Linked DNA regions of Mus musculus: regions 2 and 3 are each linked to region 1. Evidence: chromatin loops called from intact Hi-C (ENCODE). Cell type or tissue: left cerebral cortex. All regions are shown on one strand. Links, peaks and the distances in the headings refer to the core of each region. The heading gives the core; the rest is flanking DNA.

What was found. A loop is a pair of places that touch in the nucleus more often than their neighbours do. Peaks named below come from ENCODE experiments on the same cell type or tissue, not always from the same donor. Only the 100,000 strongest peaks of a DNase experiment are listed, where the experiment ranks them.
Region 2: it touches region 1 in a loop (4-fold over the local background); 7 of 42 quality-filtered maps call a loop at or near these places.
Region 3: it touches region 1 in a loop (5-fold over the local background); 7 of 42 quality-filtered maps call a loop at or near these places.

The regions. Positions count from the first base shown.
Region 1 is chr14:50,780,902-50,791,653 of GRCm38, forward strand. It overlaps Ttc5 (tetratricopeptide repeat domain 5), which reads right to left and starts at 4,619. Exons shown (of 10, transcript NM_001080949.2): 1 at 4,537-4,619; 2 at 574-706. The coding sequence starts at 4,587. Ccnb1ip1 (cyclin B1 interacting protein 1) reads right to left here. Exons shown (of 4, transcript NM_001111119.1): 4 at 8,348-9,111. The coding sequence ends at 8,912. In left cerebral cortex, for the core only: CTCF peaks have their summits at 4,669 and 7,485 (motif pointing left); a DNase peak (open chromatin) is centred at 4,642; H3K4me3 peaks cover 1,327 bases; H3K27ac peaks cover 525 bases.
Region 2 is chr14:49,853,858-49,864,609 of GRCm38, forward strand. No RefSeq gene overlaps it. Among named protein-coding and RNA genes, the nearest start is that of Olfr722, 43 kb to the right of the region's middle. In left cerebral cortex, for the core only: a CTCF peak has its summit at 6,732; a DNase peak (open chromatin) is centred at 6,730.
Region 3 is chr14:50,058,399-50,069,150 of GRCm38, forward strand. No RefSeq gene overlaps it. Among named protein-coding and RNA genes, the nearest start is that of Olfr726, 21 kb to the right of the region's middle. In left cerebral cortex, for the core only: a CTCF peak has its summit at 4,279 (motif pointing right); DNase peaks (open chromatin) are centred at 2,820, 3,715, 4,247 and 4,476; H3K4me3 peaks cover 1,441 bases.

The sequences.
Region 1 (10,752 bases), core at 2,781-7,780:
GTGATTCAATGTCCTCAGCCAACAAGCCTTAGAGCAAAGCTTAGGAAAGAGCTAGGGGGTATTGTACATCAGGTAGGGGGTACTGTACATCAGGTCAAAGGACTAGACTTCAAACACTTCGTTACTAGAATGTTCAAGGACACCTGACCGTGCAGGTGTGGCAGAACAACCCTGTAATCCTAACATTGGGAACCGAACCAGAGGCACTACGTTCCAAGATGATTTCAAGGGCAGCCTGGTCTACATTCACTTCATGGCCAGCTTGATCTACATTCAAATTCTAGAACAGCCAGGGCAATATAGTTAGACCCTGTCACAAAAAAAAAAAAAAAAAAAAAAAAAAGAAGGCGGAGGAAGAGGAAGAAGAGGGGAAGGAGAAAGTACGTTCTTTTCTACCATTTGCTATAATCAAACCTCTGGAGTCAGTGTTGTTATCCACCCTGGGGCACAACAATACTCTGTGCTAACCTAAGGCAGCCACACACAGGATACCACACAGTCCACAGAGAAAGAGTACAGCACTACCACACTTCAGTGAAGGGCAGAAGGGTGAACGTTCCTTGGTGCTCATACCGAGTACTTCCTCCATCTGCTGCAGGGTCTTCTCCATCTCTTCCTGTACATCCTGCTGCTTCCGTCCTGCATCTTCGACACTATGTGTCTCAAAGTAACTGTCTCGAAAACAGTAGAGCCGATCCACCAGTCCCTAGCAAACAAGACAAGAACGGTATCATCCAATGGAGAGAGCACCTGACAAAGAGGTTTCACATTATCTTATAAGCCCTGGCCTAGCAACACTGGGTCTCCTATCTCGTGTGTGGAACAGAGCAACATGAGGGTCCCCAGTCCTCCCAAGTGCTACAGATCAGGAGGAAGAGCCAGGATTACAGGATCTCGTGGTCCCAAGCTGTCCCACAAAGGTCCCTCAGCACTACACGTGAACAGACCTCTCCAGCTCAGGCAGGGCTCCCATATGACCAAGCACTGCTCACACCGCAGATGGGAGAGAGACACCTTGAGACTTGAAATAAGCCAAAGTCAATAAGACTCTTTTATCTTATCCTGGCCCCCAAAAGAACTAAACTTTGCAGTTTGGCCCTTAAAGCTGGACTTCTGGGTAGGAGAGATGGTCCCTATGAGTAGAGGTGCCTGTCTACTGCCAAGACTGATGTCTTGGGCTCCAGAACCTACACAGGGAAGGGAGACTCCTGCTAGCTGTCCTCTGACCTCTACACATGTGCCCTGTCATATACCCAATACACACATACACACATACATACACACATACACACACATACTCACATATACACATACACACACACAGAGCATTCATAGTGACACACTCCTTTACAGCCAGGGCTACATAGAGAGACCAGTCTCAAAACAACAACAAAGGGGGTGTGGTTTAAATAAAGATGGCCCCCACAGGCTCAGAGATTTGAATACTTGGTTACCAGGGAGTGGCACTACTTGAAAGGATTAGGAGGTGTGGCCTGGTTGGAGGAAGTGCATCACTGGGAGTGGGTTTTGAGGTTTCAAAAGCCCAAGTCGACTCGAAGTCTCTCTCTTCCTGCTGCCTGCAGATCTGGACGTAGAACTCTCAAATACTTCTCCAGCACCATGTCTGCCTGTGGGCCACCATGCTCCCCACCATGATAACAGACTATGAAACCATAAGTCAGCCCAATTAAATGCTCTTTTTAAGAGTTACTGTGATCACGGTGTCTCTTCACAGTAATAGAACAGTAACTAAGATGGGGGTGGGAGGTGAGTACTGAAAAATAGACTTTTAAGCTCTGTTATCTCACAGATATAGCATGCATAAGGCACTCTGAGTCTCATTCCCAGTACCAACAAAAAACAAAAAAGCAAACAAACAGAAAACAACAAAAACCACTACACCCAAAATAAAACAGCACTTGTTTTTTTGTTTGTTTGTTTGTTTTCTTTTTTAAGTATCCATTATTTTTTCACATGCTGATAAATGAAAAATACATGGCCTTTCTAACTGTGACAAACCTGTAAGGAAGGCCTTGTTTTCCACAACAAAGCAACCAACTTGAACTTGGTGACCTTGGTATTTTGGGAGAACTTTGAGAGGTTTTTCTTGTTTACTTGGGGCATCTTCTGATTCTCTTGCATTTTTTTCTCAAGCAAATGTTAAATGCTTCTAAGCACTCATGATCAACTCCATAGAAGCTGAGATGTCAACTTCTCAGAAAGGCTTGCCCTATTATCCTACTTTGCTTTCACTTCCATGATAAAAGAAGAAAACAAGAAACAAAAGACAAACACTTTGGGGAGGAAAGGAAAGCCTCCAAATTGTCAGCCTTCAGGGGATGTCACAGCAAGGCTGGACCCTGGAGGCAGGAAATGAAGCAGGTCCAGGAGGACTGATGCTCACTGATCTGCTTTTCAGGCTGGTCAGCCCTGATGTTTTCCCTGCATGTACGTCTGTGTAAGGGTATTGGATCCCCTGGAGCCATGTGGGTGCTGGGAATTGAACCTGGGTCCTCTAGAAGAGCAGCCAGTGCTCTCTCAACCATTTAGCCATCTCTCCAGCCCCCATCAGCCTGCTTTCTTAAACAGTCCAGGACCATTTGCCCAAAGATGGTACTGCCCACAGCGGGCTGAACCCTCACACATCATCAATCATTAATAATAATAATTTTTTAAAAATGCTCACAGACCAAATGAGACATTTTCTCAATTGAGGTTCAGTCTTCTCAGATGATCCAATTTGTGTCAAGTTGAAAAAAAAAAAAAAAACAACTAACTAATCAGCACACTTCCTAGAGCAGCAGTTCTCCGCCCTGGGGGTGGAGACCTCTTGGAGATTGACCCCTCTCACAGGGGTCACATATCAGAGATTCTGCACATCAGATATTTACATTACTATTCAGAACAGGAGCAAAACTACAGTTATGAAGTAGCAACAAAAATAATGTTATAGTCCTGATCACCACAACATGAGGAATTATATTAAGGGGTCACAGCATTAGGAAGGTTGAGGACCGCTGACCTAAACCTAATTAGTGCCTTCCTCTCCTCCTCTCTAGTTAATCACACTTTTTTTTTTCCAAAATGCCTATCATTTTAAATGATATGGCCTATTCATTCATTACTTTCTGAAATGGCTGATGTAAGTTCCATAATGGAAAGAATTTCTTGTTGATTAGGGCTATACTTAATCACTAGAACAAGGGCTGGGTCATGATCAACTCACATTAAATACAGTGGTTAAATTAACTAATGTAGTGCCTATGTTATTAACAAATTCGTATGCATAAGTAAAGTCCTACCCTGATAAAAACAATAAGCTGACACCTTCTTTATAAGTATTTCTTAACTTTATGTATATTATTCCCAGGAAAAACAGGTCCTGAAGAGACTGGTTTCAGCACATATATAAAGTCAGCATGCTCTACTCTGTTCTATAATAATAATAAAATGGTCAACATGATCTGTGGAACACAATTTGTGGAATTTTTAAGAGAGTTCTAAGCAACAGTCACAGCCAGTTTCTTTTTGTCATGCAATGAGCATGGCTGTAAAGTTAAAGGAAAGTGTTATTGTTGTGTTTTAGTCGTTTTGATTTTGCTGAACAAACTTCTGTGGTGGCAACAGCAACACAAATGAGTTGTTAATGAATAGGAAAGTGTGAAAACAGGAAGTGATTCACGGCCACTCCAAATAGCCTCAAGGACAACACCATTCTGCATAACGTTTTGTATTTCTTTCCTATGCATACAAATGTACAAAGTGCATCCAAAGTCTCGCTGCCGATAGGATTAAAAATCTGACTTCTGCCAATCCCACTAAGGAATAGTTAACCAAAGTCCATGTTCTGAGTGTTCTTTTAACTCCCACAAGAAACAAAGAAACCTAATCAATGCTTTAAATTTTGTTAGATTTGGTGGCTCAGGCCTTTCATCTCACCACCTGCGAGGCAGAGACAAGTAGATCTTTAGGAGTTCGAGGCCAGCGTGGCCTGTAAAGCCAGTTCCAGGCGACCCTGATTCAAAACAACAAACAAAATTGCTAGAAGTGTATCTAGTTTAAATGCAAGGATGTCTTCGACCACAAACTAAGTTTCGGAGGCTTAAAGAAAATCTTAACTATTAAAAACAAAAATAAAAACGCATACTTGAAGGAAACTCCTCTCTGCCTTTCCACAATAGTCACCTGGGGAGTGGGTGGGGTTAAGAGATTAACTCGACAAATCCGAAAACCAACAACCAGGGCATCTGTTCTGCAGTCTATTTCTGAGTGTGGCCAAGTTCAATGCAGAAAGATGCTAAAGAAATGGCTGCTGCTGTGGAGCACAAACAACTCGGTTAACAGTCGGCAGCCACCTGCCACTCCGCGTACAAAGCTACTTGTTACCGAGGAAACCCGGTGGGCAGACTCCCTCCGGGCGCCCACCGAGCAGCCCTCAGCACCGGCTGAACCGCCGCACTCCGCCGCCCGGGCCCTGACCACTGCACTTCCTCCTTTCAGAGCAAGGAGCCAAAAGATTTTAACTCACAGCCTCACCTGCAATTTCTGCAAGACGTGCTTCGCTTCTTCCTCTTCATCAGCCATCATCCCAGCCGCTCTCAGCGTCTCCTCCCCCAACTTTTCAACCACAGAGACTCAGCCATGCCTACGCTGAAACCACAGCGACCCCTGGGGCTCCGGAGGCCCATCTGCGCCTCAGAGACACAGCTACAACCCAACTTAATCCAGAACTTGGTGTCTCAAAGATGCCCTAGAACTGCTTTGGGGTTTTGTTTTGCTTCTTTTTATTGCGACAGAATCTCACCCACCAAGTAGATCAGATTGGCCACGTAGATCAACGTGGCTATGTTGTCCAGGCTGGACTTTTGCCACAAACCCTCAAACTGGGATAACAAACACCTGCTGAGTTTGTGATCACTTTCGGTTTCATAAATAAATTTCCTAGTTTTATAATTCCCTTCCCAAATTCTGGAATCAAAATGTTCTTAAATTAATTCCATTCATTTTTTTGTTTTGTTTTGTATATTCTTGTCCTTTTTTACATCACTCTTAGAAAGCAAGGCCGACTATGAAAGTATGCATGTCAGGTGGTATTTGGAAGAGAACTCCCTGCAAGGGAACTTGTCTGAATATATACCAACTGAAGATATCTGCACGTGTAATTTTTAGCTTTTTAATGTATGATCCTAATAAGTCTACTATGTTTGAGGCTGGCATGCCACCATACTGTACATTAATAATGTTCTCATGTTTATTATTTCTGTAATAAACCATCTCTGAAGAGAGAAACAGGGATTGAGAACTGCAGGTGACTTGAGAAGTCTTCTCAGTGTATTTTCCATTTTTTACCTTGAACATGAATTGCCTATTCAAAAATGAAAAATTTAAACCTTCTGTTTGTTTGAGACAGAGTCTGATATATCCCAAGCTGGCCTGGAACTTGCTATGTAGCCAAAAATAACCTTGAATCCCTGATCTTCCTGCAACCACTTCCAAGTGCTTGGATTATAGACATTCGTTACCCCTGGTTTTTAAGTTTTGAGACACGGTCTCACTATGTAACCTCAATTGTCTGAAAGTCTGTATGTAGATCAGGCTGACCTCGAACTCAAGGAGTTCCTCCTGTCTCTGCCTTCTAAGTCCTGAGATTACAGACAGGCATCACCACATCCAACCACAATCTTAAAACTTTTAAAATTCCTTTGCTAAAAAAATTATCTCTGCAAAAAGACATTAAACACCTCCAAATGCTTCCAAAAAGACTGTGCAGCAGAGACAAAGAAAAAAAGTGATCATTTCCTGAAGTGGAAATTTCTGGAGACTCAGGTCATAATGCTTTGCTGGGGCAGACAGGTGAAAGGATGTTTGGCTGAAGCAGACACAGGTGAGAGGATGTTTAGCTGAAGCAGACACTTGAGAAAGAATATAAATATGATCCCACAGACAGTGAGTGGGACAAGGCTTGTGCTTTGGCTCATCTTGCACCTCGCTAGTCTCAGTTGATAGCGCTCTAGGCCTTGCACCACCTTGCTGATCTCTGCTTCTCACTGATCTTAACAGAGAGTAACTCACCCAAGAACTTCTCATGATATTCCGACGGCTTCTTGCCATTTCCACAGACTCCACACCGACCCAGCAGAGCCTCTCAGTTTATTCTGAATCCAGCTACAGCTGCTGAACTCGTATGTGGTGTCTGCTGAGTGGATGGAACTGCATCTGCTGATTGGTGTGTGGTAGTTTGCTAGTAGAGTGAACTGCTGATAATGCTGACAACAAAGATTGGAATCACCCAAAGAACTCTTTCTAAACTAAACAGGTCCACTTCCCGTGTCCTAATAACCTTTCTTTTGCATGACCTCTGGTGGGTGGGAGGCTAGAAGTGAAGTTAAAGAATTTAAGGACCCTTATTAAAGTACGTTTTGAAAAAAAAATCTAAGCCTACAATTCCCTCTGCTTTTTTTCATGCCTTTAAAAGAGCCCACAATGGGGCAGTCGAGATGGTGCAGTAGTTAAGAGCACTTGCTGCCTTTCCAGAGGATCCAGGTTCAGTTCCTAACACCCACATGGCAGACCACAACTGACTATAATTCCAGTTCTAAGCTATCTGACACACTTACACAGGCATACATGCATGCAGGCAAAAACACTAATGCACATAAGGTAAAAAAAAAAAAAAAGAAATCATAAAAAATGAAAAGCCTGACATGCAAATTAAAATTAACTTTTTTAAGAAACATAATATTCCTGACAGTTTATAATTAAATTTTTTTCAAATTTACCCTACTTATATTTCAAACTGTTCAAGATGCCTATTTCCTTATATTTTTCCAACAAAATTGAAAAATCTCATAGAAAGAATATTTCTTAAACTATAATCTAAAATCTTTTTACTAGCTATAAAATATGTATTTTCACTTATTGGTCTTGGTGTTAGGTGCTTCAGGGAGGTAGGCAATGCCATCAAGGGGCAATCATCTCAACCAAGCTTTCTGCCCTGTGCAGAAAGGCGACTAGGGAAGCAAGACTGGCAAGCCCCACACTGTGCCATGCAAGATGACAAGTCACTGTGTCTCTGTTGGTGCATCTTATCCCTGCTCCCAGAGGCACTGGCATGTCTCTGCTCCTGTCCCCAAGAAGCTCATGATTGCTGGCCAGTATTGATAACTGCTACCCATCAACCAGGGGCTGTACTTGCCACCATGGACAACTTTGCCAAGGCCACCATTGATGCCACCTTTAAGACCCACAGCTACTGTGGGTCTTGCCCCCACCATCCCCAACCTCTGGAAACAGACTGTCACCAAGTGTCCTTATCTGGCAAAATTCACTGACCATCTCCATAGTAAGCTCAGGCCTGAAAAATAATAATAATAATGTCTCCACAAAAACAAAGCTAGAAAGGTTAACTCCGTCTCACACTGGTGTATGTGGAGGGAAAACCCTTGGAATCCAGTTACTGTTCGCCCTCTAGTGGAACACTAATTGAATGTACTAACTAGGCACAATTACCCTATAAGTCAGAAATAGTACTTGATAAAGAAAAACTGTTTAAAAGCATTAATATACCTTCTTATAGTCAGCAGCACTAGTATAGGAATGGCTTGATAAGTTCTGATTAAAGTTGACCTTCACAAATCTTTCACCTAATCTGTAACCATGTTAATGTGCTTTGAGGTCATTTCTAAGTAGGAACCACTCGTACTTTATAGTCAACCTGTTCAGAATTGACTGAACCAAGAGAACACTGTAGAGTCAGTCTTACTACACTCTGGACCTCCAGTGCATCTCCGGGCTCACCTGAATTCACAGCCTTAGCAATGTTCTGTAAGCAAGGCCAGAAAAACAATTTTCTCCCTTATAAGATTTGCATAGAAGACTAAGCAAAAGCTACTTGGTCCTTTTTGGTTTGTATAGGTTCTTGAGACAGGGTTTCTCTGTGCAGCCCTGGCTGTCCTAGAATTCACTCTGTAGACCAGGCTGGCCTCAAACTTAGAAATCTGCTTGCCTCTGTCTCCTGAGATAAAAGTTGTACATCACCACCACTTGGGTCCTCATGACTATATTTGCTGTACAGCTCAATAAAGATGGCCTTTATTCAGCATTTTAGATTAGGTAATTAGAATGCTAGAGACCAAAGTCTTCACACTCTTGTGCACAGGGACACAGATAATTAAAAATAAAAATATGCCGGGTGGTGGTGGCTCACGCCTTTAATTCCAGCATTTTGGAAGCAGAGGCCGGCAGACTTCTGAGTTCAAGGCCAGCCTGGTCTACAAAGTGAGTTCCAAGACAGCCAGGGTTACACAGAGAAACCCTGTCTCAAAAAGCCAAAAAGAAAAGAAAAAAGAAAAAGTAAAGAAGCAGTTTTATTTTGAAACAAATAACAATGAAATCAACAAATAACTTTATCAGTATAAATTATTTTTACATATAAACAATTCATATGCATCAAATTGCACATTCATTCACTGGCATAAGTGCACCTCCAAAACAAAGTAACACAAATGAAAATACATGACTGTTAAAATACATGTTAATGGAAAGCCACCATTTTCCAAGACTATCATTTTTGGCCATCATTTTCCAAGACCATTATTTTTACAGAAATATACTAGCAGAGAAAAATCAATGCACACATTTAACATAAACACGGTAGAATCAATCCAAAGCTCCAGGGAAACATAACACTGAGGCTTCTATGAGCATAAACACAGCTTGGTCTGAATCAGGATCTGTGCAACAATGTGATTGTGTGAGCAATGACAAACGTAGAGACTGAGATTCATGAAATGCCCATGCCCTAAGCTAACAATCAAGAAACCAAACAGGAAGCCACACGCCCTACTGCAAGCCAACTTCTTCTAAGGTCGAAATGTGAAGAGAACTCAGGGATGCAGGAATGAAAAATGAGCTAAATTCTTTTTGCTTTAAAGGCCCTGCTGCAGACTTGCTGCTCTGCTTCATGGCTTGGAGATGCAAAACTAAAGAAGTTGTTAATGGGTTCAGGCGCTGTGGGAGAACACACAAAAAATGGTCTGAACTGAACATCTTCATCTCCACCACCTTGATTTCCAACTGGTATATGGTCCAAAGAAAACTTTGAGTTATTCCCTAGGGGAGGAAATGAGGGGAGAATATAAGAATATTTCTTAAAAGATCTTTAGGAACAAAACTCATAACCACTAAATATATATTAACAAAATTCAACTCCTACAAGATGGATAGTATAATTACCTTAAACTCATCTCCTAGACCAAAGGGCATGTCACTCCGCTTTCCCCTACCATGGAATATACTATCCCCTCTGTAAAAATCAAGCAGACAGAATAAACATCTGACCATTTCTACCACACCTTCCTTGGCTTTAACATACTTCAAGGAGAGGACTAGCTGACTTCATCTGCCAAAAGACAGCAAGGATCAAAAGCTAAGAAGAGGTCTGGAGGAAAGGCTCGGGGGTTAAGAGCACTTTGTGCTCCTGTAGCAGACTGAGCTTTTGTTCCTAGCCCTCACATAGTGGTTCACAATCATCCAGTTTCAGGATCCTACCCTCTTCTGGACTCCATGGGCAGTGTACATGTGGTGCACACACACACACAAAGCTGGGCAGTGGTGGCACATGCCTTTAATCCCAGCACTTGGGAGGCAGAGACAGACAGATTTCTAAGTTTGAGGCCAGCCTGGTCTACAGAGTGAGTTCCAGGACAGCCAAGGCTATACAGAGAAACCCTGTCTTGAAAAAAATTTTAAAAACAAAAAAATAAAAAAAATTTTAAAAGCACAAAGGAATTAAAAACATGTATAAGGATGTTTTTAAAAGGGGTTCAATGGCCATTTATTTAAAAAAAAAAAAGGAAGAAGAAGAAGAAGAAGAAGAAGAAGAAGAAGAAGAAGAAGAAGAAGAAGAAGAAGAAGAAGAAGAAGAAGAAGCAGCAGCAGCAGCAGCAGCTAGGCAAACTTGCTTTTAGACTGGGTTAAACTCTAGTCCTGAAGCAGGTTTGTAGAGCAGTTGGCAGAGATGCGCCTGCCTCTGCCTTCCACATGCTGAACTAAAGGCTCACGCCACTACACCTAGCCATGGGGCTCTGTCTGCATACTCTTCTCATCTCAGTTCCACCCTGGAACACTGTCCCTCTGAACCTTTCTCCTCAACCTTTAACTCCAAAATTACAGGAGTACTTGGGAAAGTCCATCACAAGAGGCTTGTGTATGCCAATTTATACATTATATTAATACTGAGGGAAAAAACACCTGTGCCACTGGGAATGAGCCAACATTCACCCACCAATCAGAAAAGATCCTGAGTCATCCTACACGTTGAATTGCATTCTTGGACAATAATTATTACATCCTTATTACTTAGAATCATGTCCAAGAGCCTGGAACATAAAATATATTTGGGGCTGGAGAGGTGGCTCAGCGGGTAAGAGCACTGACTGCTCTTCCGAAGGTCCTGAGTTCAACTCCCAGCAACCACATGGTGGCTCACAACCACCCATGATGAGATCTGATGCCCTCTTCTGGTGCATCTGAAGACAGCTACAGTGTACTTACATATAATAATAAATAAATAAATCTTAAAATAAAATAAAATATATTTGATAATTATGTGATGACGGAATAAGCAAACAAATGATTAAAGAGCAGAAATAAGAACTGCTCAGTCTGAGCCAGCAAGGTGGCTCAGTGGGTTATTGTACAGAGATTAATTCTGTTCAAATTGAAAATAATTTAAGCTAGGCATGGTGGTGT
Region 2 (10,752 bases), core at 3,892-8,891, 930 kb before region 1:
GTCTTTAATCAATGTGGCTGCCCTTGCATTTGGAGCGTAGATATTCAGAATTGAGAGTTCCTCTTGGAGGATTTTACCTTTGATGAGTATGAAGTGTCCCTCCTTGTCTTTTTTGATAACTTTGGGTTGGAAGTCAATCTTATCAGATATTAGGATGGCTACTCCAGCTTGTTTCTTCAGACCATTTGCTTGGAAAATTGTTTTCCAGCCTTTCACTCTGAGGTAGTGTCTGTCTTTTTCCCTGAGATGGGTTTCCTGTAAGCAGCAGAATGTTGGGTCCTGTTTGTGTAGCCAGTCTGTTAGTCTATGTCTTTTTATTGGGGAATTGAGTCCATTAATATTAAGAGATATTAAGGAAAAGTAATTGTTGCTTCCTTTTATTTTTGTTGTTAGAGTTGGCATTCTGTTCTTGTGGCTGTCTTCTTTTTGGTTTTTTGAGGGATTACTTTCTTGTTTGTTCTAGGGCGTGATTTCCGTCCTTGTATTGCTTCTTTTCTGTTATTATCCTTTGAAGGGCTGGATTCGTGGAAAGATATTGTGTGAATTTGGTTTTGTCTTGGAATACTTTGGTTTCTCCATCTATGGTAATTGAGAGTTTGGCCGGGTATAGTAGCCTGGGCTGGCATTTGTGTTCTCTTAGTGTCTGTATAACATCTGTCCAGGCTCTTCTGACTTTCATAGTCTCTGGTGAAAAGTCTGGTGTAATTCTGATAGGCCTTCCTTTATATGTTACTTGACCTTTCTCCCTTACTGCTTTTAATATTCTATCTTTATTTAGTGCATTTGTTGTTCTGATTATTATGTGTCGGGAGGAATTTCTTTTCTGGTCCAGTCTATTTGGAGGTCTGTAGGCTTCTTGTATGATCATGGGCATCTCTTTCTTTATGTTTGGGAAGTTTTCTTCAATTATTTTGTTGAAGATGTTTGCTGGTCCTTTGAGTTGAAAATCTTCATTCTCACCCACTCCTATTATGCGTAGGTTTGGTATTCTCATTGTGTCCTGGATTTCCTGGATGTTTTGAGTTAGGATCCTTTTGCATTTTGTATTTTCTTTGACTGTTGTGTCGATGTTCTCTATGGAATCTTCTGCACCTGAGATTCTCTCTTCCATTTCTTGTATTCTGTTGCTGATGCTCGCATCTATGGTTCCAGATCTCTTTCCTAGGGTTTCTATCTCCAGCGTTGCCTCGCTTTAGGTTTTCTTTACTGTGTCTACTTCCCTTTTTAGTTCTAGTATGGTTTTGTTCATTTCCATTACCTGTTTGGATGTGTTTTCCTGTTTTTCTTTAAGGACTTCTACCTGTTTGGCTGTGTTTTCCTGCTTTTCTTTAAGGGCCTGTAACTCTTTAGCAGTGCTCTCCTGTAATTCTTTAAGTGACTTATGAAAGTCCTCCTTGATGTCCTTTATCATCATCATGAAAAATGCTTTTAAATCTGGGTCTAGATTTTCGGTTGTGTTGGGGTGCCTAGGACTAGGTGGGGTGGGAGTGCTGCGTTCTGATGATGGTGAGTGGTCTTGATTTCTGTTAGTAGGATTCTTACGTTTGCCTCTCGCCATCTGGTAATCTCTGAAGCTAGCTGTTATAGTTGTCTCTGTTAAGAGCTTGTACTTCAGGTGACTCTGTTAGCCTCTATAAGCAGACCTGGGAGGGTAGCACTCTCCTTGGTTTCAGTGGGTAGAGTATTCTCTGCAGGAAAGCTCTCTTCTTGCAGGGAAGGTACCCAGATATCTGGTGTTCGAACCGGACTCCTGGCAGAAGTTGTGTTCCACTCACTAGAGGTCTTAGGATCCCGTGGGGAATCCTGTGTGGGCCCTTGCAGGTGTCAGGCGACTCTGCTGGCAAAGAAGCCCTGGGCTGGAGTGGAGCAGAAGGGGCTTTTGTCCCGGGTCAGGCCCGGGCAGTCTGCTTCCCTATGTACTGCAGTCTCAGGTTCCGCGCGATTGGATTGGGGCCGGCGCTGTGCTCCACTCACCAGAGGTCTTAGGATCCCGTGGGGAATCCTGTGTGGGCCCTTGCGGGTGTCAGGCAACTCCGCTGGCCAGGAAGCCCTGGGCTGGAGTGGAGCGGAAGGGGCTTTTGCCCCGGGTCAGGCCCGGGCAGTCTGCTTCCCTATGTACTGCAGTCTCAGGTTCCGCGCGATTGGATTGGGGCCGGCGCTGTGTTCCACTCACCAGAGGTCTTAGGATCCCGTGGGGAATCCTGTGTGGGCCCTTGCGGGTGTCAGGCAACTCCGCTGGCCAGGAAGCCCTCCTGACACAATTCTTTAAGCTTGCTCAGCATGCTCCTCATCCACTGAGCCTATTCCCCAGGCCTGCACTTCACTCTTGTACTAACAGTCAGAGCAACCAAGTAATTGGCCTTCCAATTCAATTCACATAAAGATTCTCTACAGCCACTTATGATAATATCAATTATTAAGACCCTGGGAAGGAACTGAAAATGAAGGCATACTCACCACTGTGGAGATTTTGACTTAATACTTAACATTTGAGTTTCTCTGTAGGGATGAAAATCACTTTGAATTAGTAATACTTGAATTTTCAAGTTTTCCTTGAGTGAAGGTAGCAGCTATTTGAAACAGGGTGGGTTTTGTGAATTCTTGGCAACTAAGTATCCACAGCAACTACTCACTGCAGAAAGTTTGCTGTGAAATCACCTTAAAGAATATAGGACACTACCACATGGATCTCTTTATCATAAGACTTATAGGGCATTGTACCTCTCTACAGGATGGTTGCCTTGGGGTTACTGTGATTAAATGACATTTTGAGGGTCCACCAATATTCATATCACTAAAGGATATATTTTAAAAGAATATATAACCATGGCTATCATATGTAAAAGATTTCCTCTATTTCATTAATTTATGAAGGAATCAGGAGCCACCACTGACTCAATTTAGACATTAGATTGTAGACTCTAGATTATAGATTTATCTGGAGTGAGGAGCTAGTGATGCAAATGAAGGATGTAAGGCTGCCTCTTTCCAAAGGACAAGGGTCATTCCACCACTAAATTTTCAACTAGAGAATGACCTGTATTGCCATCATCCATCTATAATTAAAAGAGCTGTGAAATACTTCATATATTATAATATTCAGAACCCTAACAGAAGTAGGTAATGCACTAAGGTGAAATATTTCAGTGAAAGATATTTGATAGACATATTTCCTGATTCCAAAAATCAAATTAATTTTTTATCCCTTTCTTTCTTTCTTTCTTTCTTTCTTTCTTTCTTTCTTTCTTTCTTTCTTTCTTTCTTTCTTTCTTTCTTTCTTTCTTTCTTTCTTTCTTTCTTTCTTTCTGAGACAGGGTCTCATGTAGTTTAAACTGTTCTCATACTCCCTATGTTTCCAAGAATGATTAAACCTCTGATCCTCTTGCCTCCAATCCTCAATAGTGAGATGATAGGCATACAATAATCATGCCAAGTTTATTTTTTCATATATGCTAAAATAAATTTATGCCCTTAATTCAGCAGCATTTATATTGCTAAAGACCAGCATATAGGATAAGAGGGGAAGTGTCTGTCAGGAAGGACTGTAACTATAGCTCCAAGCTCTCATGGCTTGAGAACATGGCTCATGAACTTATTTCTTACTGACTGCATTGTTTATCTTTACCTTCCACTGCCCCTCACTTACATCTTACTCCAGCAACTTCACTAGATCTTCCCCATTTAGCCATGAGGTGGAAAAAGAGGAATTCTGGATGTAGCCCAAACCTTGTGTTAGTGGGAACAGTGACTTAGACTGTAGTAGATTGCAGAGGCACAGGCAGTGCAGTGGTAAGTGTGGCTTACAAGAGGTAAAACTGGCTTAGAGAGCAAATGGTCTTCTCAAAGAAGACACTCTAGGAAATGGAAAAAACCAGGAGTGACAAACAGAGCAAATGGTTTCTGTTCAGGAAAAGCCACCTGGATGTTCCTGTTGATGAGCCCTGGAATGAACTTGTTAGCTTTTCAAAAAACTTATATTTTTATTTCTTTATTATTCATGTGTAGCTGCATGCCCCTAATTGGTGAATGTCAGACATTGAAAGCCTCTGTCTCAAACAAACAATAAATGTGGATGGTTACCAAAGAATGGTATCTGAGTTTGTCCTATGGCTGACCTGAATGTACATACATATATGTACATTTATGTCCTATACACTGCATTTACCTATGCACACTTATTAATATATGAAAATTATAGGTGAGTCCCAGTTATAGGCTAGCTATATCTAGGAAACATGATAAAAAACAGTAAAAGCACTCTGTGACAGTCAGATCACTTTATGAGAGTTGAAATAAAAGATATCTGCCAGTACTGTATGCACATTGTAGGCCATGTGCATGCAAAATCTAAGGTGACCACACAAAGACACCTTTATACCTTTGTTATACTTTACCAACACACCACTCCTTCCTCTATGTTTTGTCCCCACTAGGGAAGAAGCCTGCTGCCATACTGCTAGGGAATTTCAGGGAAGCTTCCTCCTCCATACAGGTCTTAATCTCCAGGTTTCTTCTGAAAAGTCTGAATTGTGTAGAACTGTGCAAATGGCAGGATTCCAAAATAGAGGTGACCCATGGGTGGCAGACCCCTCACCTGGATCCCAGGCCAGTTCCCTGGCGACCTGGGTTTCAGCCTACCATGAGGTTGTTCTTACAATCCTCTCAATCACTTCATCTAAAATATCTAAAATAAAGTTTGAATCACAGTGAAATCCAGGTCCTCTGTGTTTGTAAACCTACAACTATTCTTGGAATGCACATGCCTCTCAAATATATACTTGCTGGTGTATAAAGAGACTGAAAGATGTAACAAGCTTTCTAGTTGAATTTGAGATGAGAGAATACTTCCTGAATTTTTCATTATCCTTTAACGTCTACCACGCCTCTATCACACTTGTCCCCATAACAAACATAACTGGGTTATATGTTGTAATTAGTAAACCCTTTTTACTACCTGGGAAGGTGGGGCTTATGGTCATTTGTAACTTGTTCCATGTTCCATATGCAAAACTGATAATCAGAGATCCTAGATCTGGGCCTTCCATTTATTTATTTATTTATTTATTTATTTATTTATTTATTTATTTATTTATTTATTTATTTTTGGCAAGCTTTCTCTATGTACCCCTTGATGATCTGGAACTCACTATAAAGACCCAGTTGACACTGAACTCAAAGAGATCTGCCGGCCTCTAACTCCCATCATGTGCTAGAACTTAAAGTTGTACACCACCACACACTGGAAGACTCCATTTTTAAATACTAAAACCTAAATTATTGTATATATGTGTATATGTATGTATGTATGTATGTATGTATGTATGTATGTATGTATGTATGCATGCATATATGTATGTATGCATGTGGGTGTGCATTTGGGGGTTAGTGGAAAACATTCTGGTCTGATTCTCTTTTAATCATGTAGCTTTCATGGACAAAACTAAGGTCACCAGGCTTGGTTTTAAGTGTCTATGGATGAGTTATCACTCACTCACTTGTTTCCCCATATTCATTATCATTCTCTCTCTTTCTCCTTTCTCTCCCTCTCTTTTTTCTCTCTCTCCTCTTTCTACCTCTCTCTTCATCTCTGTACCCTCTGTCCACACAGAGACACACTAGGTACCCTTGTTAAACAGACAAATGATCTCAAACTCATAGTTCTGCTCACCTCTGTTTTCTGAGTGCTGGGATTAATGCTGTTAATCACCACCCCTGCCCTGTTTCCTCATTTTTAATACCTGTTTTTCTTCTCCCTATTGAAGAAGACAATTCAGTTGCACTGGTAGTAATCACATTATGCAACTTACATCAGCATAAGTTGAAAAAATGTAAATCACAGCCTTGGGAATGAATGAGTTCTTTCTCTCCCCCCCCTCTTCCTTCCTTCCTTTCTTTCTTCTTTTTATTCTCCTCCTTCTTCTCCTCCATTTCCACCTCCTTCTCCTTTTCCCTCCCCCTCTGGTTAAGCAAAGACCTGAGAGAAAGCAAAAATGGATTCACTTTTAGGATAATAACTGCTCTAAAACTCAAAGGCACTGCATGTGAATGTTCACACCAGATGGGGTTGATGTTTGACACCAGTCACAACCAATACTGTCTCTAGGGTCTCTACACCTTTATTTTTGTAGTGTTGGGGACCTGGGTCAGAATTTTGCCTGTACTGTGTAAGCTCTGTACCACAGGACTGGCTGCCTCATCTCAGCATCTGAGCATCTTCTCACCTGGACATGAGGCATCAGGAAATAGCATGTGTGTGTGTGTGTGTGTGTGTGTGTGTGTGTTTCCCCCCAAGGTGACAAAGAGATGCCTCATAAATATTCTAAGTTTCAGACTCTTTTTATTTAGGTTACAGTTGCCAATTTTTTATGGGACAAAATCCCAAAGAAGAAGGAATTTCACAAAGTCAAATATACACATAAATGTGTTATTCAGACAAGAGGAACTGAATTAATGATGTTTCCTCTCGTGAGTCATCTGTGACAGACACTTCCCATCCCCATTCAGCTAGGCTCCCAGGAGGGGTGCTGCAGACAGGAACAACTGCAATTCAGAATCTTGAGCCTAATTCTCTCTAAAAATGTCAAAGAAATCATCACAAAGATGTTTACACTTTAAAGTGCAGATAACTATAAGGATTGTTATACATAATGACACATGGCATCCAGGTCTTGTCTGAGGCATTATCTGCAGTCACCATGTGCAAAGATGGCACTTCCTCAAATTTTGCAGTAGGTGGTGCTGTTGTCAACTAAAACTCCAGGAAATTGCTGACCTAAAGGATTTGTGATGGCTATTTTCTTGATTATCAATTTGAGTACATCTGGAACTAACTAAAATCCAAGTGCCTGGGTTTCTCAGATTCTCTAGGATTTATCTCACCTAAGGAAGTAGTCTCTTCACTCTCAGCAGAAGATGGACTCCTACCTCCAACCCCCTCTGATACTGCCCTTTCTGCCTTTGAGGAAATTAATCCTTCCTTGTGTGCTAACCAGCAGTGACATTTATTTCTTTCTTTCTTTCTTTCTTTCTTTCTTTCTTTCTTTCTTTCTTTCTTTCTTTCTTTCTTTCTTTCTTTCTTTCTTTCTTTCTTTCTTTCTTTCTTTCTTTCTTTCTTTCTTTCTTTCTTTCTTTCTTTCTTTCTTTTCCTTCCTTCCTTCCTTCCTTCCTTCCTTCCTTCCTTCCTTCCTTCCTTCCTTCCTTCCTTCCTTTCTCTCTCTCTCTCTTTCTTTCTTGAAGATTTTTTAATTAGATATTTTCTTTATTTACATTTCAAATGTTATCTCCTTTCCTAGTTTCCCCTCCAAAAATCCCATAACCCCTAAGCACCCCTGCCCTGCTCCCCAACCCATCCATTCCTATTCCTGGTTCTGGCATTCCCCTATACTGGGGCATAGGACCTTCACAGGACCAAGGGCCCCTCCTCCCATTGATGACTGACTAGGACATCCTCTACTACATACATAGTTAGAGCCACAAGTTCCACCATGTGTTTTCTTTGATTGGTGGTATAGTTCCAAGGAGCTCTGGGGGTACTGGTTAGTTCATATTGATGTTCCTCCTACAGGGCTTCAGCCCCTTTTAGCTCCCTGGCTTTCTGGCTCCTTCATTGGGGACCTTGTGCTCCCTCCAATGGATGACTGTGAGCATCCATTTCTGTACTTGCCAGGCAGTGGCAGAGCCTCACAGGAGACAGCTATATCAGGCTCCTGTCAGCAGTCTCTTGTTGGCAACTGCCTAGTGTCTGAGTTGGTGGTTGTTTATGGGATGGATCCCCAAGTGGAGCAGTCTCTGGATGGTTGTTCCTTCAGACTCTGCTCAGAAGTTTGTCTCAGTAACTCCTACCATGGATATTTTGTTTCCCATTCTAAGAAGGAATGAAGTATCTACACTTTGGCCTTCCTTCTTCTTGAGTTTCATGTGTTTTGCAAATTGTATCTTGGGTATTCTAAGTTTCTGGGCTAATATCCACTTATCAGGGAATGCATATCATGTGTGTTCTTTTGTGATTGGGTTACTTCAGTCAGAATGATATCCTACAGATCCATTCATTTGCCTAAGAATTTCATAAATTCATTGTTTTTAATAGCTGGTTAGTACTCCATTGTGTAAATGTACCACATTTTCTGTATCCATTCTTCTGTTGAGGGACATCTAGGTTCTTTCCAGCTTCTGGCTATTAAAATAAGGCTGCTATGAACATAGTGGAGCATGTGTCCTTATTGCAAGTTGGAACATCTTCTGGGTATATGCCCAGGAGAGGTATTGCTGGATCTTCTGATAGTACTATGTCCAATTTTCTGAGGAACCGCCAAATTGATTTCCAGAGTGGGTGTACCAGCTTGCAATCCCGCCAGCAATGGAGGAGTGTTCCTTTTTTTCCACATCCTTGCCAGCATTTGCTGTCACCTGAATTTTTGATCTTAGTCATTCTTACTGGTGTGAGGTGGAATCTCAGGGTTGTTTTTGATTTGCATTTCCCTGATGATTAAGGATGTTGAACATTTTTTCAGGTACTTCTCAGCCCTTCGTTATTCCTCAGTTGAGAATTCTTTGTTTAGCTGGGCACCCCATTTTTTAATAGGGTTATTAGAATTTTTGGAGTCTGGCTTCTTGAGTTCTTTGTATATCTTGGATATTAGTCCCCTATCAGATTCTTAAAAAGATGTTAAGCAAGACAACACTGATGTTTCTTAGGCCCATCAACTCTAGAGCAGTGGTTCTCAATCTTCCTAATGCTGCCCACCATTTAATATACTTCTTCATGTTATAGTGACCCCAAATATGAAATTATTTCTGCTGCTACTTCATAACTATAATTTTGCTACTCTTATGAATCATACTGCAAATATCTGTGTTTCCAGATGGTATTAGACAACCTCTGTGAAAGGGTCATTTGATCCCCTTTAGGCGTTATGATCCATAGGTTGAGAACCACTGCTTTAGATCTATAGCCAGATTTAAGTCTAAACAGGCTCCTAGAGAGGGCATAGAAAGTATATTCCATAGAGAGGTGTGCTACACTACTAAAGACCTTAATGAGTTTGCTAATTTATTCAAAAAGACCTCTGGGAAATATAAATGAAATTTGAAGGGTGTGGTATAATGGCAGAAGGAATATAAAACTGGATCAAACTGAGTTTATTGACATGGGCATACTGAATGGAGATTCTAGATTCAACATAGAAGCTTGCACAGTTTAAGAAAAAACAACTTTCAAAAGATCATTTGAATGGTTGTTTAAAGCATTTGTTAAAAGATGGACTACTAAAAAATAAAAAAAATAAAATAGAATAAAATATAAAAGATGGGCCACTGAAAAGGAATTGGTGATGCCTGACATATTGCCAGTGATGAAGGAATTTTAAGATTTAGGGAAATTGCAATATTACAGTGAGTACGTCATATAAAACATAATATTCCACATTGAGAAGGCCCAGAAAATATGTTCTTCACTACTCTTATGTGACAAAAATAGTGGAAGGGGCACTGGCACATTTAAAGAGCTTTGTTGTTGCCCTTTTGTTTGTTCAACATAAAACATCTAAAGGTTAGAGACCTGGGTTGATGATCAGCTGGATGAATTAAATGCAATGATTTTAATTAGGCCCCAAACAAGCAGAGGGCAGGTGGCAACACCAAATCAGTAAAGTCAAGGTTAGAATAGTTATCTTAATGCACAGCATCGGCAAAGCAGTGTCAATAATGGACAGCACAGACAAAGTGATATTTATGGTGGTAAATGTACTTTTGGTATTAGCTAATCAATCATGTTGTTGCCAAGCAAGAAACAGATAAGAAACCTACTACACTTTTGTTTGACCTGTATAAGCAGAAATATTTTCAAACAAATGAAAGAGTTGCCACACTAGATACTAGTTCTAAATTGGTGTTGATTATGGGAGACTCTAAAAACAAACAAACAAACAAACAAACAAAAAACCAAGAAGCCCCCCCACAAACAAACAAACAAACAACTCACTGAAGCTCTCCTGTTAAAGAGGGCCTTACGTAGGTCACATAACTAATGAAATGTTTACTAAAGTTTAAATTGTAGTAGGTTCAGTGGGTCTCCAAACTTGTCTTGCAGTTATTTCTCTAGTTTCAGAACACAGTATTGGTTAGATATACATAGAAGTTGGCAGAATTTTCACACTGGTTCCCTGACCTAGGTAACGTGGACTGTTATGGTATGAAAGGCTAAATGGAAGCTTTTAGAGTTGCCTGTGTCAGTGTACAATGTATCTAAAGAATTATCACATACTTGGAAGAATTACAGAAATTAATGCCACCATCAAGGATTGAAAGAGGCTGGGGTGGTGTTTCCCACTACACCTCCCTTTAACTCTCTTATCTGTCCAGCACAGATTATTGAAATATGAGAGTAAGAGATGAGTATTGAAAATTCAATAAAGCAGTGACTTCAATTGTAGCTGCTGTACTAGATGTGGTATCTTTGAGCAGAGTAAAATATCTCCTGGTACATATTATGCAGTTATTGATCTAGCACCTGCCTCATTCTTGGTACCTGTCCTTAAGGACCACCATAAGTAATTCACTTTCAGTTGTCATCACCAACAGCATATCTTTACAGTTTTACCTAAAAGATATATTAGCTCTCCTGCCCTGTGATGTCAAAACTTGATTCTATAGAATCTTTATAATCTGTCTCTTCCACAAAATTTCACATTGGTTCACTATATTGATGACAACATGCTGATTGGATCAAGTGAGCAGGAAGTAACAATTATTTTG
Region 3 (10,752 bases), core at 2,398-7,397, 720 kb before region 1:
CTGACTATAGTAGAGCCCAAAAGCATGTGGCTGTGTAGAAAAGGTATGGAATTATGGAAGTCAGGTGATTATTGAAGTTTTGACTGAAGTCATATTTACATAATATCCAGTGGATGCACAATTTATCCTGCTTCTCCCAGTTACAGAATGCATATTTGTGTTAGATATTTTTAGACCTCCTCAGAGTTCACAAATTTATTTCCTGACATTTGGAAAACAAGCTACTGTTATTGGAAAGGCCAATTGGAAGGCATTAGAAATGCTAGGGTAAATAGTGAACTAAAACCAACATTGCATATTTTGAGGAATTGAGGAAATTTGTGCCATTTTCAAGGACTTGAAAGACACAAGGGTTTTGGTTTTTACCACATCTCTTTTCAACTTTTCTATCCGGTCTGTCACAAAAAATTAAACTTTACAATCACAAGATTAGTCAATTTTGACTCTGATTGCATCTGCTATACATGATGTATATCCTTACTTGATCAGATTAACATTTCTCATGATCCTGGTATGCAGGGATTTTTTCTTAATACCTTGTCCATGAGGACCACCAGAAGCAATTTGATTTCAGTTGGCAAGGCCAGCAGTATACATTCATGGTTTTACCCCAAGGACAGATTAATTCTCAATTCATGTGTTATAACTTAGTTTGAAGGAATTTTTATCAGCTGTCTCTTCCACAAAACATAAAACTGGTCCACTATATGGATGGCATTATGCTGATTTAGTCAAGTGAGCTGGAGTGAGAAGTTGATTTGGATCTCTAACTCCAAGAATTGCATTTGAGCTTGGTATATACACCAGAGGATGGGAAAGAGATCCAAAGGAAGTTTAAAGGCCTTATACCTCAGTGAAAATTTTAGGAGTCCAGTGTTTGTTGGCAAGTAGAGATATTCCTTCTACGGTGAAGAGTATATTCCATACCTGCCTGTTCAACAATTAAGAAAAAAGCACATTTACTGAGGCCTACTTGGTTTCTGAAGTCAGCATATTATTCATTTCGATGTGCTACTTTAACATATGCCAAATCACTTGGAAAACTTCTGCCTGTAAACAGAGAATAGGAAAATGCTCTTCAACATGTCTAGCCCACTGTGAAGGTTCCTCTACTACTCCAACCTTATAATTCTGTAGACCTGACAATATTTAAGGTTTCAGTAGTATACAGGGAAGCTATTTGGAGACCTTGGAAGATCCCCCATATGTTAATCACAGAGGAGACCTTTTGGATTCAGGATTGAGTCTCTTCTACAACTTGGAGATAACTAGGTTCTCAATCAATAGAAACTATTCTTGTGGAAGAGGTCACAGGTACTTTGTAACAGACATGAACTTTACAAAAGGAGTTTCGGTGTTGTCACTCCTTATGCTTTATTGTGATAATTATCACAAGAAAACATTTTGTCATTTATAGACATCTCTTGTCCTTCTAATGGGCATTAATTAAAAACTAAACATTTGATAACAGGCTGCCAATTTACCATGAGCCTCCCATGGTGACCTTGGTATTAACTGACCTATGAAAGCATAGAGTATCCACAGCAGCAATCCATTATGAACTGGAAGTGGTATATACACGCTCTGGACAGAGAGGATTCTGAAGTCACAAGCAAGTTAAAATAAGTTTTCCACGTATAAGTGTTTCTATAAGTGATTATATTGTCTTTTGTTCCCATTCATGCACATATAACTTCATGTGCTGTACTCTCTGATTGTCAGACTGATGAAGAAAAGACTAGAGTGTTGTTTACTGTGATGTGGAGAGTTGTACAATTAAAACAACTTTTTGGAACTGTCCTGAAAGGCAGTGGTGAAGAGAAATCTTTGTGATGGATGAACTTCAGGTAGTACACATGGTTATACAATTTTTTTGGAAGGAGAAATGACTAGACATATGATTGCGTGCAAGTTCATGGTCTGCAGCCAATGGCTTGCTGCTTCCAAAGAGCATGATTGGAAATATGATGAAAAATATATTTGTAGAAGCAGTATTTTCATAGATCTCTTTGAATGTGCATAAGATTTGAAGATACTTGTGTCCCAACAGGTGAATTCCACTTAGGAGGTATTCAATGATTAAGTAAATAGGATAACCCAGTCTATGAACAGTCAGCCTCATTTTCTGTCTATTCCTGTTACTTCTTAATGGGCTCATGAAAGAAGTTCCATGTTAGCAGAGATGGAGGTTATTCATGGGCTAGATTTCCACTCATCAAAACTGTCATAGTTACAACTGTTTCTGAGTGCCAGCTCTATCAACAACAGAGACAACTACTATGACTCAAAATATGACATCATTTCCCATGGTGAGCAGTTAATAACCTTGATTCAAGTTGACAATATTGAGTGTCTTAGTCAGGGTTTCTATTCCTGGACAAGACATCACGAATAAGAAGCAAGTCGGGGAGAAAAGGGTTTATTTGGCTTACATTTCCACATTGCTGTTCATCACTGAAGGAAGTTAGGACTGGAACTCAAGCAGGTCAGTTAGCAGAAGCTGATGCAGAGGTCATGGAGGGATGTCCTTTACTGGCTTGCTTCCTCTGGCTTACTTAACCTGTTCTCTTATAGAACCAAGACTACCAGCCCAGAGATGGCACCACCCACAAGTGGACCTCCTACCTTGATCACTAATTGAGAAAATGTCTTACAGATGGATCTCATGGAGGCATTTCCCCAACTGAAGATCCTGTCTCTGTGAAAACTCCATCCTGTGTCAAGTTGACACAAAACTGTGGAGAGCAGCAATAACATTTACCATCATAAGATGGTGCTGGCTCCGCAGTGCCTTATGCCACCTAAACAAAGAACTAGCTATATGTGCATGTGCTAGGAGCAAAAGCCCGCCAAAAGTCACTAGCCCACCCCGGGGCTTGGGAGATTGTGGGTGGAGCTACCAGTCATAGTTAGGCACATCACACCAGAGGGTATTTAAGCAACACGTTTCTGAGCCTTTTCGCCTTTCTCATCAAGATGTAATAAAGGGTAGCCATGGAAGGATCTTGTGTCCTGTGTGCATTCCTGCGGGCAGGGACAAAGCTCAGGACATTTGGCGCAGAAAACCCGGGACCACCTCACCATCGGCTAGCGCCAAAGAGAAGGCCCTCTGCTCCAGAGGAGAAGATACAGAACCATGGCGGAGGTAAACTCTGAGAGACATGTACAACAGATGCCAGAAACAGAGTGGTGTAAAGAGCTCAAAAAAGGGAGCACTTAGATAGGGGTCAGAGTTGCCCCTGGGAGAGGTAAAGAAGAAGGAGAAAGAGACAAGAGTAGTGGCACACCTTTCAGAGCCCCACGGGCGAGCCGCCGCTTCTGCGGACGTGGGGGAGAAGTGCCAAGGGTGGTGGGGACAAAAGAAGAAATAGCTGTAATGTGGGGAGAGGGAGCGGTGCTATGGCAAGTGCGGGCGGCGAGTGCGGGCAGCCTCTGAAGGGCAAGGGTGCTTGCCTGCACTTCCCTTGCATCCCGTCTGTTATTAACTGCTTTCATTTTAAGAGTTATCTTTTTTCAGAAGGTTCCACCCTAAGCTGCTAAGTATCTGCCCGTTTAGGGCTTCTGTCCAAAGGTAAGGAGCAAAAAAGAAAGGCACAAGTCCAACCGTGCTGGCAGCACGCTGCGAAAACTTCTCTACCCGCGCGCATTCCCCGCCCCTTTTTCCCTGCGTCCTGCGCTCTGGCGGCAGGCGCAGGAAGCAGTACGGTGGAGGCACATGGCCGGGGACCGGGCTGGGGTCGGCGGAGGACTGCCCCGCTGTCTGGCACCAGGCGCCAAGCGCACTTCCACCATGGCGGTGCACCACGACTGGCTCCGGGATGGCTGGGAAGGCCCGGTGGGAAAGTTGGCTCGGGAGGTGGGGCAGCGTGTCTCTGTGCGGTGCCGAACCATCCCACCCTGAGTGTTACAGCCCCTGGCAACAGCATTCACAAAATCCTGGGGCCCAGGAAGCCAGATGCCTGTCGCCACACTCTCTGCCCATCCCACTTGCACGGGCTTGACCCTCCCATGGCGCGACCGCTCTCCCATCCCCCGCCCCCCTCCCTACATCTGGCGCTCCGGCGGGAGGCACGTGGGCCGGGCTGGGACCGCCAGGCACACTTCCACCACAACTGGGGAACCGCCACCCCCAAGGAGCTCGTAAGACTTAGAGACAAACGGCGGGGCCCCGCGGCTCCTCGCTGGGCTTGGGCGGGCGTGGGCTTGCTGGGGCCGCCAGGGGCCAGAGGCAGGAGGTGGAGACGCTCGGCTTGCCGCCTGGTCACCTAGGAGCCAGTAGGTGGAGCAGCTATACAGTAAACAGCCACTGTGCAGCTTAGCTCTAGTTGCCATTTGAGACACCAAGTTATATTCTCTGTCTGTGTATTGTCTATTTTTGATGCATCAAAAATTGTCCATGTGTCTGTCGATTCGTGTTTGTTTTTCGTTTGAATGAATGAATAATTGTTGTCTGTGTTTCATGTTGAGAAAAAATAAAACATTATCTGCTGGCTGTACAGCAGGAAGCACTGTGGCTGGGAATCAGCTCTTAAAGGGACAGGCAGCCTTTTGCTTGTAACAGAAAGTTAGCTTAAAATTGGGAACTCGGGCTGGAGTCATTCTTAACAACAACAACAAAAAAGAAAACAGGTCTTGTGCAAAATAGGTTTAAAAAGAAATTACCAGACATTTGCTCAAAATGTGGAAAAGAAAGATATTAAATAGATAATTACAGATCAACCAGAGTTATAACAGAAAGGCCAATACCTCAGCTTAAAGTGCAACAGCAAAAAACAAACAAACAAACAAACAAACAAACAAACAAACAAAAAACTCAAATGCATAGAGCATTCCAGACACCATAAATGGGGTGCCAACCTATTCCCTCAGATTTTAGAAGTCCCTTATTATGTGTTCTGCACCCCAAGGTATTGTGGCCATTTCTCCTGGAGATCACATTGTTCAGTTGTTGATCCCTCCTAGTTTGCATAACATGTTCTCTAGTAGCCAGAATCCCAGAGGAAATAAAGGACTTGGTTCTACAGGAACTAATGTGGCCTACATATCTTTGGATTTGGATAATCGTCCCACTTTACAATTACAAATAGAAGGAAAACTGGTGGCCTGCTTCTTGGCCTGTTAATCAATCATCAAATAGCTTACAAGGATTAGGATATGAGGCTACCCACCTATAAGTACAAAATCTTTACATTGGAAAGATAAAGAAGGAAGGTCAGGGCTTTTTCAACTTTATGTACTCCCTTTACCTGTATATCTATGGGGAAGAGATTACTCTCAGAAAAGCAAGAAAATGATGAGAGAAATGGATATATACCTGAACTAGGCCTTAGAAACAACTTACAAGGTAGAGTTTCTCCAGTTAAAAAAGCAGCTAAAGAATTAGTACTAAAATAATTAGACCTGGGACATGTGGAACTCACACAATCACCCTGAAGTTCCCCTATTTTCGTTGTAAAGAAGAAATCAGATAAGTGGAGATTGTTACATGACCTAAGAGCCATTAATGCACAAATGTAAGTTATGTGTCCTATACAAAAAGGGCTCTCCCTACTCTCAGCTCTACCTAAGGATTAGAAAATTATAGTGGTGGATGTTGAAGATTGTTTCTTTTCCATTCCATTAAGTGGAAAAGATGAACCTAAATCTGAATTAACCTTGCCTTCTATTAATCATATGGAGCCTAAGTAAGGGTATCAATGGTGAGTATTGCCCCAAGGAATGGTAGGTGGCCCTGCCATATGTCAGTTATATGTGGAAAAGGCTTTACAGCCAGTTAGAGATGGTTTCCCCTCTTTAAAGGTATGCCACTATATAAATGATATTGTAATTTGTGAACCTAAAGAAGAAAATATACAGCAAGCCTATGGCTTGTTTAATCAAACTTTAAAAATAATGGCTTGATTATTGCACCAGAAAAGTACAGCAGTCTATTGTTGGTCATTTTTTAGGAGCCACCATTACTTTATGGTGTGTCACCCCACAAAAGATTAGTATAAAAAAAGATAATTTAAAGACATTGAATAATTTTTAAAAATTATAAAGGAGATATAAATTTGATTAAACCTTATTTAAGGATCCCTACTTCAGAATTAAAACCTTTATTTCAAATTTTAAAAGGAGAATCACACATTACCTCATTGAAACAACTAACACCTGAGGCTTCTAAAACTCTTAGGAAGGTGGAAACAGCTATCCAAAAGGCACAGTTGAGTCATATAAATGAGCAAGAACCTTCATGCCTATGCATATTACGAACCATAAATTTGCCAACTGCTATGTTATGGCAAGATGGTCCTTTAGTATGAATACATCCACATTTATCCCCTAATAAGACTATAGAGCATTATCCCACCATGGTGGCAAATATGGCCCATAAAGGTATTAAAAGTTCTATTACTCACTTAAAAAAAATGCCTGGTAGCATAATTATTCCATATGCTGCTACATAAATGCAAATATTGTGTGCTACTATAGATAAATGGACCAGTCTTAGATACAGTTATTCTGGTTTAATAAATAATCATTATCCTAAACATCCTTTATTATCTTTCCAAAGGTGATGGCTATTACCCCTATAAAGGGAGCTACTGATATTTATACAGATGGATCCAAAACAGGAATTGGAAATTATGTGATTAATGGAAAAGCTGTGAGGTTTCAATTTACACCAAGAGCCCCTCAACTGGTGGAATGTTTGGTGGTTTTAAAAGTTTTTAAAAAGGATTCCTTATGCCCATAAATATTATCTCTGATTCTGTTTATGTAGTTAATGCTGTATTAACATTAGAGACTGCCAAAAATTTTAAACAGTCTAGTTCAGTATCTAAAATTTTGATGAAAATACAAGATTGCATTTTAATGTGTGAGCATCCCTTTTATATTCAACATATTAGAGCATATACATCTTTACCTAAACCTATGGTCAAGGAAAATGCAATTGCTGATTCAGCCGCCAGAGATACGGTTTTCCTATCATAAAGTTCTATAAAAGGTGCTAAAATTTTTCATTAACTTTATCATGTTCATGCTTCTACATTACGACAAAAGTTTAGGCTCACATGAACAGAAGCTCGAGATATTGTTCTACAGTGAGGTAAATGTGTAAAATTTATTAACACACCTTCTGTGGGCGTTAATCCTCTGGATTGTGACCCCCTAGATGTTTGGCAGATGGATGTGACTTACAATATGTACATGTGTCCATCGATACCAGCTCTGGTGTCCTATATGCCTATCCCTTGACAGGAAAAAAAGAAGTTCATGTCATATCCCACTGCTTAGATGCTTGGATTACATGGGGCAAGCCTCTAGTGCTGTAGACAGACAATGGTCCTACATATACCTCTTCTAAATTTAGTCAATTTTGCAAACAAATGCAAGTGAAACATATTACTGGATTGCCCTATAATCCACAGGGCCAAGGCATCACTGAAAGAGTTCATCATACCTTGAAACAATATTTTCAAAAACAAAGGGGGAATAGAGGCTATGACACCAAACGTGGCTCTATCCCTTGCAATATTTGCTTTTAATTTTTTAAAATTGGATGATGCTGGGAGATCACCAACTGAAAGGCACGGACAATGGCCTCAATCACCCAATGAAATGGTCAAATGGAAAAATGTCCTTGATAATAAATAGTATGGCCCGGATCCTATCTTAATCAGATCCCGGGGAGATATTTGTGTTTTTTCCACAGGATGAAGAAAATCTACTTTGGGTCCTGATGCGACTGACAAGGACCGTGAAAGAGCAATATGAATTCCAAGATGATCCTGTTATTCTTACTCCTGACGATTGAGACCGGGATAAGTATACCCTTGTGGGCCAAAGTAAAGATCATGGCCAGTTCCTTTACCGGTACAATCCAATTCTTCTACCTAGTCTTTACTTTTTGCAAAGGAATGTTTTTTAGATGTGCCTTATGCACGACAAACTCCTCAAGAGACATGGGTTTATAAGAGTACTAGTTTTCATTTAAATTATACACTATGCTTTGTGCATAATGTGGATAAACCTTTTATACCCTATATATTTTTAAAGAAAAAGATTATCGCTAATTGGGCAGATCCCATTATCCAAAATAAAGTGAGCTCTGGAGTGTTATTTAATGCTTTAATGCAAACTGCTCAAGGGCCACAACCAAGATCAGGTGATGTTAAAAATAATGTAACTTCATATATAAACATCACCACTATCATGATAAAGGGAAATGTGACTATTCCCAAAAGATCACGATAGCCTGTTGGCAATGCTACTGCTATATGCAGCATACCTTGGTCATTCAGACCTCGCATTTCCTGTAGTATTTTTACCTTGTCAATCAAATGTTTTTCCTCAAAAAGAATTAGCAAAGGGTTTCGTTTTGTCATCACCATTAGACTATGCTGTAAGGTATGATAAAGGAGATGCTACAGGGAAAGAAAATATTTGGCCATATTACCAATGGATTTTAAGTAATGAGATAGATGCTAGTACCAGTTTGTCAACCTTTGCACTGTTGACTGGAACCTTTGATGAGATATTGAATGTTTCTGCCACACTTTCCAATATCTCTACTCATTTGGATAATGTGACATCTAATAGTTATTAGAAATATGACTACTCCTCCAATAAAAGTCTGTTTCAATTTTCATTTTTCTTTATATTGGCTAAATTTCAATATAATACAGAATGGTTAGATTATACAAATGCCAATTGTTTTATGACACAATGCTGGAATGAAACTAAATTCTTAGCCTTAATGGTACATTTACCAACCTTTGTCCCTGTGCCTGTTGAGGCAGATCCAAGAAGTTCCCAATCATGAGTATTGTCCGGCAGAAGAGAGATTTTGGAATCACAGCCGCCACTGTTACTGCCATTGCAGTGTCCGCAGCATCCATGGTTACTGCAGAAATTGCTATGGCCTATCAAGTCAATACTGCTGATACCATAAGTCAGATAACAGAAAAACGTCTGAGGCATTGCTTACCCTGCAAAGGGTGGATTCTCATACTGCCTCAGGATTAATGTTAGTGAATCAAAGAGTAGGTATTTTACAATATAACATGGAACAGATGATAGATATCATACAAATGAGTTGTGTGGCATCAACTTTACAGATGTGCATTACTCCTGTTAGGTATACTAATAATTCTTTTATAGGTTGCAGACAAAGCTGCAGATACAGATCCTGAACCTTATTGGAACCAGAGTGGAACCAGTGACCCTTAGAGACTTCACCTCTTGACTTACCTTTGCATTTTTCTCACTTCAAAGAATGGGTGGGGGTGGCCCTGTTCGGCACAACCCTGTGTTGTGGACTAGTGTTTATTCTATGGCTGGTTTGCAAACTCAGATCTCAGCAGAAACGTGACAAGGGGGTAATTGCTCAAGCACTTGCTGCCATAGAGCAAGGCACCTCCCCTGAAATTTGGTTATCTATTCTCAAGAATTAGTCAGCATCTGAGTTCTCTGCCTTTGCATCCCACGGGTTTGTGGATACATTGCATTGGGATGAGAAAAACTCAAGGATCATTGATCAGCCCTTGTGCACCGCTGAGGTTTCCTCTTTGCATGCGATAGGGTGATCATGATTTTCCCACTAATTCATTTTTTGCTGGCCTCTTTTGTAGAGTTCACCCTAGCCCATTTAGCAGTTATTGTCACACAGCACTGTGGTATCCAGAGACGGGCAACTTTCCTCGTGCACAGACCAACCTAAGACAATGGGGCCCAGTGGTGATAGGGTTACCCGGGTAAGGCTGTGATATTAGAGGAACGACCTAAAACAGGGGCCACAGCAGATGGACGTAACTACAGAGGCCTTGACCAGCCTCATTTTTATAAAACATAAAGGGGGAGATGTGGAGAGCCGCAATAACATTTACCATCATAAGATGGTGCTGGCTCCGCAGTGCCTTATGCCACCTAAACAAAGAACAAGCTATATGTGCATGTGCTAGGAGCAAAAGCCCGCCAAAAGTCACTAGCCCACCCTGGGGCTTGGGAGATCATGGGTGGAGCTACCAGTCATAGTTAGGCACGTCACACCAGAGGGTATTTAAGCAACACGTTTCTGAGCCTTTTCACCTTTCTCGTCAAGATGTAATAAAGGGTAGCCATAGAAGGATCTTTTGTCCTGTGTGCATTCCTGCGGGCGGGGACAAAGCTCAGGACACAAAACTAGGCAGTACAATTGACCCTTTGTCAACTTGACACACAAACACATCACTAATAAGCCTCAACCCTTAGTTTCTTATTCATCCCCAAGATCTAAACAACTTTAAAAGTCCCACAGTCTTTACATATTAAAAGTTCAATTCCTTTAAAAGATTCAATATCTTTTAAAATTCAAAGTCTTTTAAAAATTCAAAATCTCTTAACTGTGGCCTCCACTAAAATACTTCCTTCAAGAGGGAAAAATATCAGGGCACAGTCACAATCAAAAGCAAAAGTCAATTTCCAACCATCCAATGTCTTGGATCCAGCTCACAATCTTCTGGGCTCCTCCAAGGGCTTGGTTCACTTCTCCAGCCATGCCCTTTGTAGCACACACATTGTTTTCTAGGCTTCAGCTGCCTGCACTCCACTGCTGCTGCTGTTCTTGGTGGTCATCTCATGGTATTGGCATCTCCAAAGCACTACTGTCTTCTACTGTAGCTTGGCTTCTTCAATAGCCTCTTATAGGCTCTTCTCATGATGCCAAGTCTCAACTCCTTTGCGTGACCCCTTCAGTCCTGGGCTGTCAATTGCAACTGAGTCTGCACC